2 separate regions of the Mus musculus genome follow, and region 2 is linked to region 1. Evidence: chromatin loops called from intact Hi-C (ENCODE). Cell type or tissue: left cerebral cortex. All regions are shown on one strand. Region 1 overlaps Slc4a4 (solute carrier family 4 (anion exchanger), member 4). Region 2 overlaps Slc4a4 (solute carrier family 4 (anion exchanger), member 4).

Region 1 (5,000 bases):
AGGATGCTTTAAGATCCTGCCTGATGGATAAGAGGGTCCAAAATGGCGTCTACAGTCGGTTGTGTTGGACTCAGCATGCTGACTGACCTGGGGTTAGTTCTATTTTCCGGAGGGAGGATAAAAAAAAAAGTTAGGGTACATGCAGTGCTCTGGGATTCTGTCGTGCTTCTGAGGAGTTTAGGAAAATGTTCTCATTGCGACGTCCTCCTTATCTGTGTGCACAAATGCTGGGTAGCCGGTGGCTCCTTGCACTTTGGACTGTTCCCTGAGCACCAGAAGATGTCTTCGAGAAGGTAGACGTGGTTTGTGTGTCCCTGGTGTCTGGAAGTATGCAGGGTGCACAGTAGATACTCAGTTAATATTTACTCTCCTCCTCACTGGAGGAAGGTAAAAAACAGAAGAAGGAACAGACGAGCACCCTCTCTGTTCCTCTCTCCCCCAGCACCGAGAGTGGCCTGTTTCAAGGGGGTCTGTAATAGGCACCTGCATCCTCCCTATTGGCCAAATCCAACTTTGGCTTTCCCATCTCCGTCCTTCTCAGTTTTCCGGTGGGCTTGTCTGCTCTCTCTGACTTCCATGTCACCCGTGTCCAGCTTACACTGGTCTCACTGCCTGACTTGGGGATGTTGGTGTGTCTTAGCAGGTAGTCGCAGGTCCGCACCCTGATCCTACTTCTCTTTTCTGCATGCTGGCATCTGGTAACGACTCCAGCACCAGCTTGATGCATGGATTTTGCCGCATTTAGCAACAGCCCTGAGTCTCTAGTACCCGGCTCGGGCAGTTCTGATTGCATCAGCAACTTTTTTTTTTTTTCAGGATTCACATCTCAACCTTAAAAAGTGTCCAGAATGAAGTCTCCATGGCTTCCCAACACCCCGATTTTCACACAGTGCTCTTGGTTTTTGTGGTAGTTTACGAGTTTATCTTGTGCCCTAAGCATCTGTTTTCCACATCGCAGGTAGAGTGACCCTTTGGGAAGGGAAAACAGTTCATGCCGGCCTCCGTCTCACTGTTCTTCAGAGGCTTCCAGATGCCTTCAGCTCTGACTCCTTCTCCTGGCTTGCATGACCTGGCTCCTTCCACTTCCTGGACGGTGCTAAACTTTCCTATCCTAGGGTCTTGGCCCTTGTTTTCCCCTTTGCTTGGAAGGCTGTTGTACATTTTTCACACAGTGACTTTGCCCCTAGTTACGTCACTTCCTCAGAATCCTCACCGCACCACTGAGACAGCCTCTTGTGGGGTTTTACTCTCTGCAAAGCTTCCAGCGCCCTCTGAGATTATCTTGTCCCTCAGTTCGTCATTAGGTTGTTTTTTTTTTTTTTGTTTGTTTGTTTTTGTTTCTGTTTTTGTTTTTTTTTAAGGAACATTTTGTCTTATTTGTAGATTTGTTCCCCTCCCTCTCAAGAATAATAGGAATATAACAAGCTGTAATTAAATATTTGCTGAATCCATGAGTAACAGCTGTATTATTTAACCATCTCAAGAGTCTTAGGCTCAGAGAGATTGGGAAAATGACTTGATTTCTTAGCCTTTAAGGTAGCCCTTTCCCACCCATAATTCTACTGACTGGCCCATATCCTATTTTAATCATTTAGTTTTGAGTGCAGAGAAGAAAAGTATTCTGGCGGGTATCAGGATGAGCCTCGATGTCCAGGCTCTTGTCTGGAAGGAAGACTCTTGTAAGTCTTTCCAAAAGTAGTGAGCTCCTTCTGACCCACGTACTACCTGGGCCTCAATTCTGCTTAGTTTCTGAGATAAGACAAGATTGGAACGCATGGCTGTAGACCAGTAATGAGTTTCTTAATAAAAAGGAAGAAAGAAAAAGAAAAAAAGAAACTTATTAAACTTATTTTGTTTCAACTTATTTTGTTACAAATTACGTTGCAGAATTGCAGAATGCGATTATATGCGGGTGTTCACTCTATCCCCCTCCCCCTCCCGTTTCCCTCCTCCCCTGTGTGTGTGTGGTCAAGCACATGTATACATGCACATATGTGTAGTCAGCTTCTCTCCTTCTACCCTGTGGGTTCCAGGGATCAAACCCAGGTCATCAGGCTTGGAGGCAAGTATCTACCTGCTAAGACACCTCACTGGCCCGAGAAACACATTTACTAAAGTAGTATGTGCTAAGTTTGACCCTTCACTCAAATCTCAAAGAAACCAATGCAGAATTGGTATTATTCTATCAAAGCATTGTGAACTAGATATCATTACTCTAATTTTATACAAGGAAAAAAAAATCCCTGCAACTCAGGAAAGTTAAGTCCTTTGCTGCAGGTGGCATAACTATGAAGTGGTCAGATAGGATTTTTGCTTTTGCTTCTGATCTTTTTATGCAAAGGTGATTGCTTGGTAAGTGAGATATAGTCCTAAAATAGGAAGGGAAAAATGGAATTCAGTGCACCCCTGCCTAGATTGTAGCAAATATCTAAAGCACCAGAGCAAGTTATCAGGCAATATGGAAACAAGTTCAACCACAGCCAGTGCTTGAAGCACTTAACCAGATGTCTAGAATACAGAGTGAACATGTGGGTCTCTGGCAGACCTCATATACGGGATGACACAGAGCAGCTGTCCCCAGAGAAAGTTCTTTGTTACCAGACCCGCGCTACGCAAGCAGCAATTGAGCAGTCCAGGATTTCTTTCTGTTTCCACTATAAATAGAGTTCATGGGATTCTGTCTATGGAAGTTAATGCAACAAGAAGGAGCCGCAGAGTAAGGAATAAAGCCGCACTCATTCTGTAAACTAGAAACATGTTTGGCACCGGGAGGCTGAAAAAAAAAAAAAACCCCGCTGCTGTTCCTTGGATAGATTCTGAGGTCTTATTTAGCATATGAAATTGCAGAGTAGATCCTATTATGTAAGGAGACAGGAGGACAGCAGAACGTGGTTACAAAATGAAGAACTTCGTGCCCTTCAGAAAAGAGTTAACAGCGCGCACACAGCGCGCAGAGGGACCCGTGATAAGGGTGTGGAATGAATGGCCAGGGTGGCATGTATAGGTGCCCATGGCTGAAGCCTGGTGCGGGATAATCCTCAGATGTCAGATTTCCGTAAGGCCAACATGTGACTCAACGCTTGCCACTCAACACAGAATACTGGGCTGGTGTTAAGAGGCTGGCTGCAAGCTAGGCTCCCACTGTGCATTAGCCTAACGCCCTGTCGCTCTGTGTGTGGGTGGGTGTGCATGTGCTCGGAGGAGGGTATACATTTTGTGCAGTGGGTGTTTAAAGAGCTAAGCACAGAAACTGAATTTCCACAAACGACTATCACGAGCACTCCAGACACACCAAACTTCCTCTCTTGGTATTTTTTTTTTCTTCTTTTGTTTTCATCTCTGTTTCTCCCTACTGCAACTCCCCGGAGGGAGCATCCCACCCCCCCTCTACATCCAGCCTACAAGATTGGGATGGTTTTCTGTTCCCTATCCATGTGGCTACCCTCTCAAGGTTAGAACTGAAGCTATGTGGGGCCAGCACATTCTCCAGCACCAGATGAGAAGAACTGCCGTGAAGGAGTGACAGCCACCAAAGGAAGAGGAGAGGGACTCTGCCCTGCTGCAAACATGAACAACAGCTTGCAGGTTAACCTGCCCAGAAGCTGGGCTGCTTCGAGTGGCTCACTTCAGGAGAAGTCTGAGCATTCTTTTTTTCTTTTCTATTACTATAGGATGGAGGATGAAGCTGTCCTGGACAGAGGGGCTTCCTTCCTTAAACATGTGTGTGATGAAGAAGAAGTAGAAGGTGAGCACTTTGGGGCTGGGAAAGTGTGTGTTTGTGTCCATGTCTCTGTAGATCATGACATATATATATATATCATGCATCTTGTATTTTTAAAGTTAACCACCAAGTCCTGCCTGTGGGCTTTCCTTAATCTCTACCTTTTGCTTCAATACAGGAAGTGATTTTAGGAACTTCATCGGACCCTGAGATTTGAAGTCAGCAGGGTCCTACCTGTTATATATATATTTTTAAAAAGTGTTATATTAAAGCAGGTGCTTGTGTCAGCTTTGCGGCCCCATCAGAAATGAATGTTTTACTAGGTAATTCCCGGAAGCCACCAGATCTATAGAAATACAACTGGTAGCAGCTTCTACTATTCTTTTCCATTTTGTAGCTTACAGGGGAGAGAGAACAGATGTTGTTGGGGGAGAGAAGGATAATCATTGTTGTAGAGAGAGCAGGTCTAAGCTGAGGGTTGAGAACAGTTGTTATGGATGAGCCTTAGTTAAGAAAACACGGGCGAGCATTTTCGATCGGAAAAACTCCTCAGAACCTCTTTCGCTCATGCTCCTTTCCAGTGCCTGTTAAAACTGTAGAAGAGTTCCATTTTATCTGGTGCTGACACACTTGAGCATGCACCCCTTCCACTAACCTCCTGACTTATCAATAACGTTGGGGGAGCACTTACTGCTTGGCTGGTAGTGAGAAGGCAGGGTTTCATTAGTATTTATCGTGGTAATGATGTCAAGGCATCAGAAGCATGTTCTATTATTGGTATTTAGTATGAGGGTTATAGATAGCATTCTATTATTGGTGTTTAGTATCAGGGCTATAGATAGCATCAAATGGAACCCACAGATGAACGTTGCGATCAGCTCCTCCTGTGAGTGTCACTTGAGAGGCAGTTCTATGTTTTGGAGGTTGGTCCTTGTGGTTAGCATTTCGTGTCTCCTAAAACCTTGGTGCAGAGGACAATGAGGCTGGGAAGAGGAAACTGGATATTGTATGTTTTCGAGTGATTCGTCAAACAGATGGAGCACCAGGTCAAGGGTTTTTGTGCCGCTATGCTTCAGGAACAGCCCCAGGATGGTGGTTTTGCTGTTTCGCATGTTTCCTTAGTGAGTTTCTTCTGCCCTGTGCGGATGATTGGTGTCCCCTCCGCCCCACCCCCTGCCTTCCCACACTTAAGCCTTGAGACTGACTAAGAATGCAATGCCTAAGTTTCTTAGAAAAATGGAAACTATAGTATTTTCTCTCGTGAAATTTTATGGATTCC
Region 2 (5,000 bases), 82 kb after region 1:
TGTGTATCTAAATACTGCTACTTTGTGCTCACTGTATACCTTTGAACACAAAACCAGGTGAATATATAACAAAGTTCATTAAGGATCACTTCCTCCTTTCCACCCCAGCCAAATGATGCTCAGATTCCATTCTGATTTTCTATGGAAAATCAGTTGGTAATAATTCTCAAAGGAGAGATCCAAACGATGGGATGAATAGTGCATCAGCAGACCATTTGATGAAACAGCACAGTCTTGTCTTTCTGAGTGGACTTTTATTGAGTCAGAAGTGCAAATTCTATAATTTCTTCACTCTTCCTGTTATTAATGACAAAATGATGTAGAAATTGAGTAAGAGGGAAAAGAGATGATTTACTCAGGCTCTGTTGGATCCAGATTCCATCCCTCTCCCTGTAGTTACTTTTAACTTAGGGTTGTCTTGTCTCCTGACATAAAGGTGTTACACCATCACAGGGCAAGAAGTTATGTGCAGAACACATACTTGTGATCACAGGCTCTCCACCTGATCAAGGATCCCATTCCCAGAGCTGTGAGAAAGAGGTGCAGCAAGCACCTTTAGGAACCTTTGGGGGAGCTTCACCACACTATTAGTGAGGTTTATTTTGGTGAAGCAATCACTCCCCTTCCCCCATTCTGTATCACAGGAACAGCACTCTTCAGTTCATTTTCGTATTAACAGGCATGTCAAGCATAGTTCATATTTACCTTAACAATAAAGATTTTCCTTACCACATTCATCAGGACTGAATATCCTTCATTGCCGTGGTAGGAGGTCCTGGGATGACTGTGTATTCTATATGGCATTTACAATGAATTATTCATAGCTTTGAAATTTAGCCTTTTTCAGTAGCTCTTCCCTATCCACCCCCCATAAAAGGGCCAATTTCAGATGACTGTCTAATTCTTACTTTATAAAATTCATAAGGCTTCTTAACAGCATAATTCTTCAAAAGATAAACTCCAAGCTTATTCAGATCATGAAGAACATCATAAATATATTTATGACAAATACATTTCTAAATAAAACTGATACTTGATGGATCTTATGAGGGAATAGTTGTAGAAAAAAAAAAAGGAAAACTCTAAGTTTGACAACTGACATTTAATTAGTTGGATGTCCTTCACCCAGTTAAAGCGTAGCCATGCCCGCCGGATTCCCATACGCTTTAGAAGTCACCACTTACTTTCTCCGCAGGTTCCTTCTGAGCAGGAAACTGTTAATAGTCAATCTTTTTGGAAGTGGCATCCTTTTGTGCACTCCAATGAACTGAAGCTACCTTCATATGACTTGAAATGATGCACATAGGATTTTAATGTAAGAAAATAAGAACTGTTGCATATGAAACTCTAGTGAAGCTATATTGTGTGGAAAGGAATGGTTTTTGACTTTTTTTTTTTTGACATCACTCTTACATGTGTTGCGTGTAGTAGACTTTAATACGGATTTAACATCCCTAGCCAGTTCACATGCTCACACTAATCTATTTTCTCTCTGTTTTGTATAGTCTAATGACTATAGGTAATTTGGAATGAAGCTTATATCTATAATGAATTACAATTCTCAACTCTGAAAATGTTGCAAAAAGTGTAGCCTGTCCTGTTTAATTATCTATGAAAATTGAACCTAGCAAGTCTCTATTGAATCTTTGAGAAGGTACTTAATGAAATAGCATGAGAACTTATATTAGACTCTTGTCTTTCCTATGCCATTTCTTTATTGGTTAGGTTTTGTAAAAGGTCTGTGGATTTGGGCTTAGTTTTGATATCATTGCCGATAAGTAAACATACTCTATTGGTTGCCATCATGACTCTTCTGGGTAAATAAAACACATACCTTAATGTGTTTTGTGTGAAGATTGAATCCAATACCATGGGCTGGCTCCTTTACAATGGTCAGAGATTTATTAGCTTACGGTTGTGGGGGTAAGAAATCCAGCATAAGGTGCCCATATCTGGTGCTGTTTTTCTTGATGATGGAATGGGTCATGTGGCAGGAGGTAAAAGAGAGGAAGGCATTGGGTTTTTGCTCTAACAGTATCCGTGCATTCTTGATGGCAGAACTCTTAGGCTTTAACATTGTCTAAAGGTCCTATCTCCCAGTATATCAGTGCAGTAGCACTTAAATTTAGCATGAGTTTTGGAGGGGGCAGACATTCCAACTGTGGTATGAGGCAAATGAAGATTCTATCGTCTGAGAACAGTGAAACTCTAGATGAAAAGTGGGAAGTGTTGGAGAACCTGTTGTATATTTTTCTTCTTTGCTGAGAATATAATTAACTTCACAGAAGTTGAGAATCACTGTCACTAATTTTGGACCCTTGACTCAGAACAGAAATATAGCAGACAAGAAGAAAAGTTTATTGTAGACTCTTGTTGACATTTCTCTTATTACAACCAGAGTTCCATCAAAATCTGTAGAGTAGTATCTCTGTGAAGAATGTTACTTCTTTTAAAAGAAAGAACAGTCTTATACATAATTTTTTGTTCTTATCTCTATTGCTCCTTTTAAATAAATTGCTTATGTTTTTAAATATTCATTTAATTTTTATTTTATGTGTACATGTGCATGTGTGTATGAGTGTGCTCGCATGTGTGCTCGCATGTGTATGCGTGGATGTGTGCTTTTTTGCACGCACATGTGTGGAAATCAGAGGACAACTTTTGGGAATCACTTCTCACCTTCCACTATGTAGTTTTGGGTGACCAAATGCTGGTTGCCAGGCTTGGTGGCAAGTTTCCTTACCCACTGAACCATCTTGCTGGCACTTAATTAGATTGTTTGGAACCACATTTCTCAATACTGCTATCCAGGAAAGATGGGTAAGGGTTTGTTTTTGGCAACAATGGTAAGAAGACAGAGTCGATTGCTTTCTGTGCTCACACATTTTCCAAGAGAGGCTGCAGGGAGGAGGATGTATTCTGCATACCCACATAGGAAGAGACATCTAATGGTAGCACGAACAGTGTGGTTGTGGCACTATTATTGGCGCTGTAAATTTAGACACTTGGTATAGAAAATAGTTGCACTTGAGTGAGTCTGTAGAGCTTATTTTGGGAATCTTGAATATTTCCTAATGTTGATGAGAATCGAGTCTGACTTTAGAAACCCCGGGGTATAAATTGTGCTGATAATTGGTCTGAGTTGAACCTGGGAAAAGTGCTGATGTAATCACTCTTAAACAGAGTGATTCATCATCTAAACCTTACCATGGACAGTTCTGGCAGAGCAAAAAGAAGCGAACCGTTGAAGGAAGGAATTAAAGGAAAATCTCCGCAGTGGCTGAGACACGTGAAAGGGACTTTGGATCTTTCAGGAGTGGTTTGCTGAGTAGTCATATTCCCAACTATTTGAGTCACCAAATGACTCCTGTTCTGTTTACAGAGTACCCCTCCCCTCCTTTTCATGCCAGGTGCATGAGGCCTTCCATCCCAAGCCTGTGTGTCCATGACCTTTTGTAGCTGCTCTGTCCACCAACCTTCAGAACCATGGCCAGTCTGGTGTGTTTCAGCTCTGGCTATTCCAGTCCCTAGATAGCAGTAAAGGCAAGTACAGTGGGGATGCATTTGTGTTGGCTGTTTGAGGAGCGTAATTGAGTTATATATTCTCAACTACTTTAGAGGAGTGTCTGGTACTAATTTGACATGAATGTTTTCAATCTAGCAATTTAAAAACCAATTGGCTTGTTTTCTGTATAAATATGACATATATGTTAATTTTTAGAAGAGTTAGAACTTAAACATAAAAAACAAGGCAAGTAGGAACCATCAATAGTTTTACATTGTAGAGGTGATAATTGTTAGCATGTAATGTACACCCACTGGGTACCTTTTTTTCCTACATATATTATGTCAGTCCTGTAAGAACACAGTACCCAATTATAACTGGGATAAACAAACAACAATAATGAATTTATTGGTTCTTGAAAGGAAGAGTCTGGATATAGCTGGACCTTTGGGAGAAAGTAATTTGATCTGAATAAAATACTAGAGGAAGTTACAGAAAACAACCACATAGAATAACCAACCACCCAGGCATATGGACTCGGTGCTTCAGAATTTTAACCAGGCAAATAAGCCCCAGGCTTTGTGCTTAATCTAGGTGAATGGGGGTGCTTGTTAGAATTTCTCTCTCTCTCTCTCTCTCTCTCTTTTTGAGCTCTTGCCTTTTTTTTTAAAAAAAGGAATTTACCTGTCATATTACAAGTGTCAAAAGATAACTTAGGAGTGTAGGAGGCCACACTCTGAGCTCTGTACTGGCCCATTAGGTTCCTGTTGTTTGTCATGTCCATTTAGGCTCCCTGGTCCTGAATTTACTTTCACTTCCTGGTTGCTGGTACTGCAATATTTCATCCTTAGAAACATTAGGACTTGATACTTTGTCAGGCTATTAAGAGTGGCATTCCTGAATCCATAGTTACTGTCTGAAATGTGATATTCCTATCAAAGGATTTTTGCAGATGGAGAGCATTCATTGGGCCTCCTTTTGGAGTCCAAAGGATGAGTATGTGCGAAACCTCCCTTGGGGACCCAGAAAATACTTGGGAGTTGGATTTTTCATTGGCTGTGATGCTCACCTGGGGCCAGAGTCAGTTTCTTCTCCTGAGAAAGAGATACTTTGATAGGGATCTGAACCCAACATTTTTAGGGCTGTTGATGATCATCAGATGAATAATAATGTCACGGAATACTAACAATAAGTGTTGTAAATGACAGCTTTCTGCAAGTGGGAGTTTGTTAATACAGAGTTACCCACATATGTTTAAAGTGATCTATTTTTAATGAAAGCTACTGGGTGAGTTCAGTTTATTGGGTAATTTGAAATAGAGAAAGTAACCACCTAACCTACCTTTCTAGAGCCTGCTCGCATGGAAATGTAGTACGTTTTTTGTTGTTGTTGTTTTTTGTTTTTTGTTTTTGTTTTGTTTTTTTGTTTTTAAGATTGACTGAGGTACAGTAGGTTAATGACTAGATTACCCTAAAACTTGGATGCCATAAAATAT

Evidence for each region. Hi-C counts contacts between places; a loop is a spot of excess contacts. Peaks named below come from ENCODE experiments on the same cell type or tissue, not always from the same donor. Only the 100,000 strongest peaks of a DNase experiment are listed, where the experiment ranks them.
Region 2: a loop joins it to region 1, with 7 times the contacts of the local background. A loop is called at or near these places in 2 of 42 quality-filtered maps.

The regions. Positions count from the first base shown.
Region 1 is chr5:88,931,078-88,936,077 of GRCm38, forward strand. Slc4a4 (solute carrier family 4 (anion exchanger), member 4) reads left to right here. Exons shown (of 27, transcript NM_001359211.1): 2 at 3,672-3,745. The coding sequence starts at 3,673. Among named protein-coding and RNA genes, the nearest start is that of Slc4a4, 46 kb to the left of the region's middle. In left cerebral cortex, no CTCF peak of the experiment used is centred here; DNase peaks (open chromatin) are centred at 257, 3,065, 3,535 and 4,217; H3K4me3 peaks cover 2,482 bases; H3K27ac peaks cover 2,853 bases.
Region 2 is chr5:89,012,787-89,017,786 of GRCm38, forward strand. The region is part of intron 3 of Slc4a4 (solute carrier family 4 (anion exchanger), member 4); the gene reads left to right. Among named protein-coding and RNA genes, the nearest start is that of Slc4a4, 130 kb to the left of the region's middle. In left cerebral cortex, no CTCF peak of the experiment used is centred here; DNase peaks (open chromatin) are centred at 2,198, 2,998 and 3,165.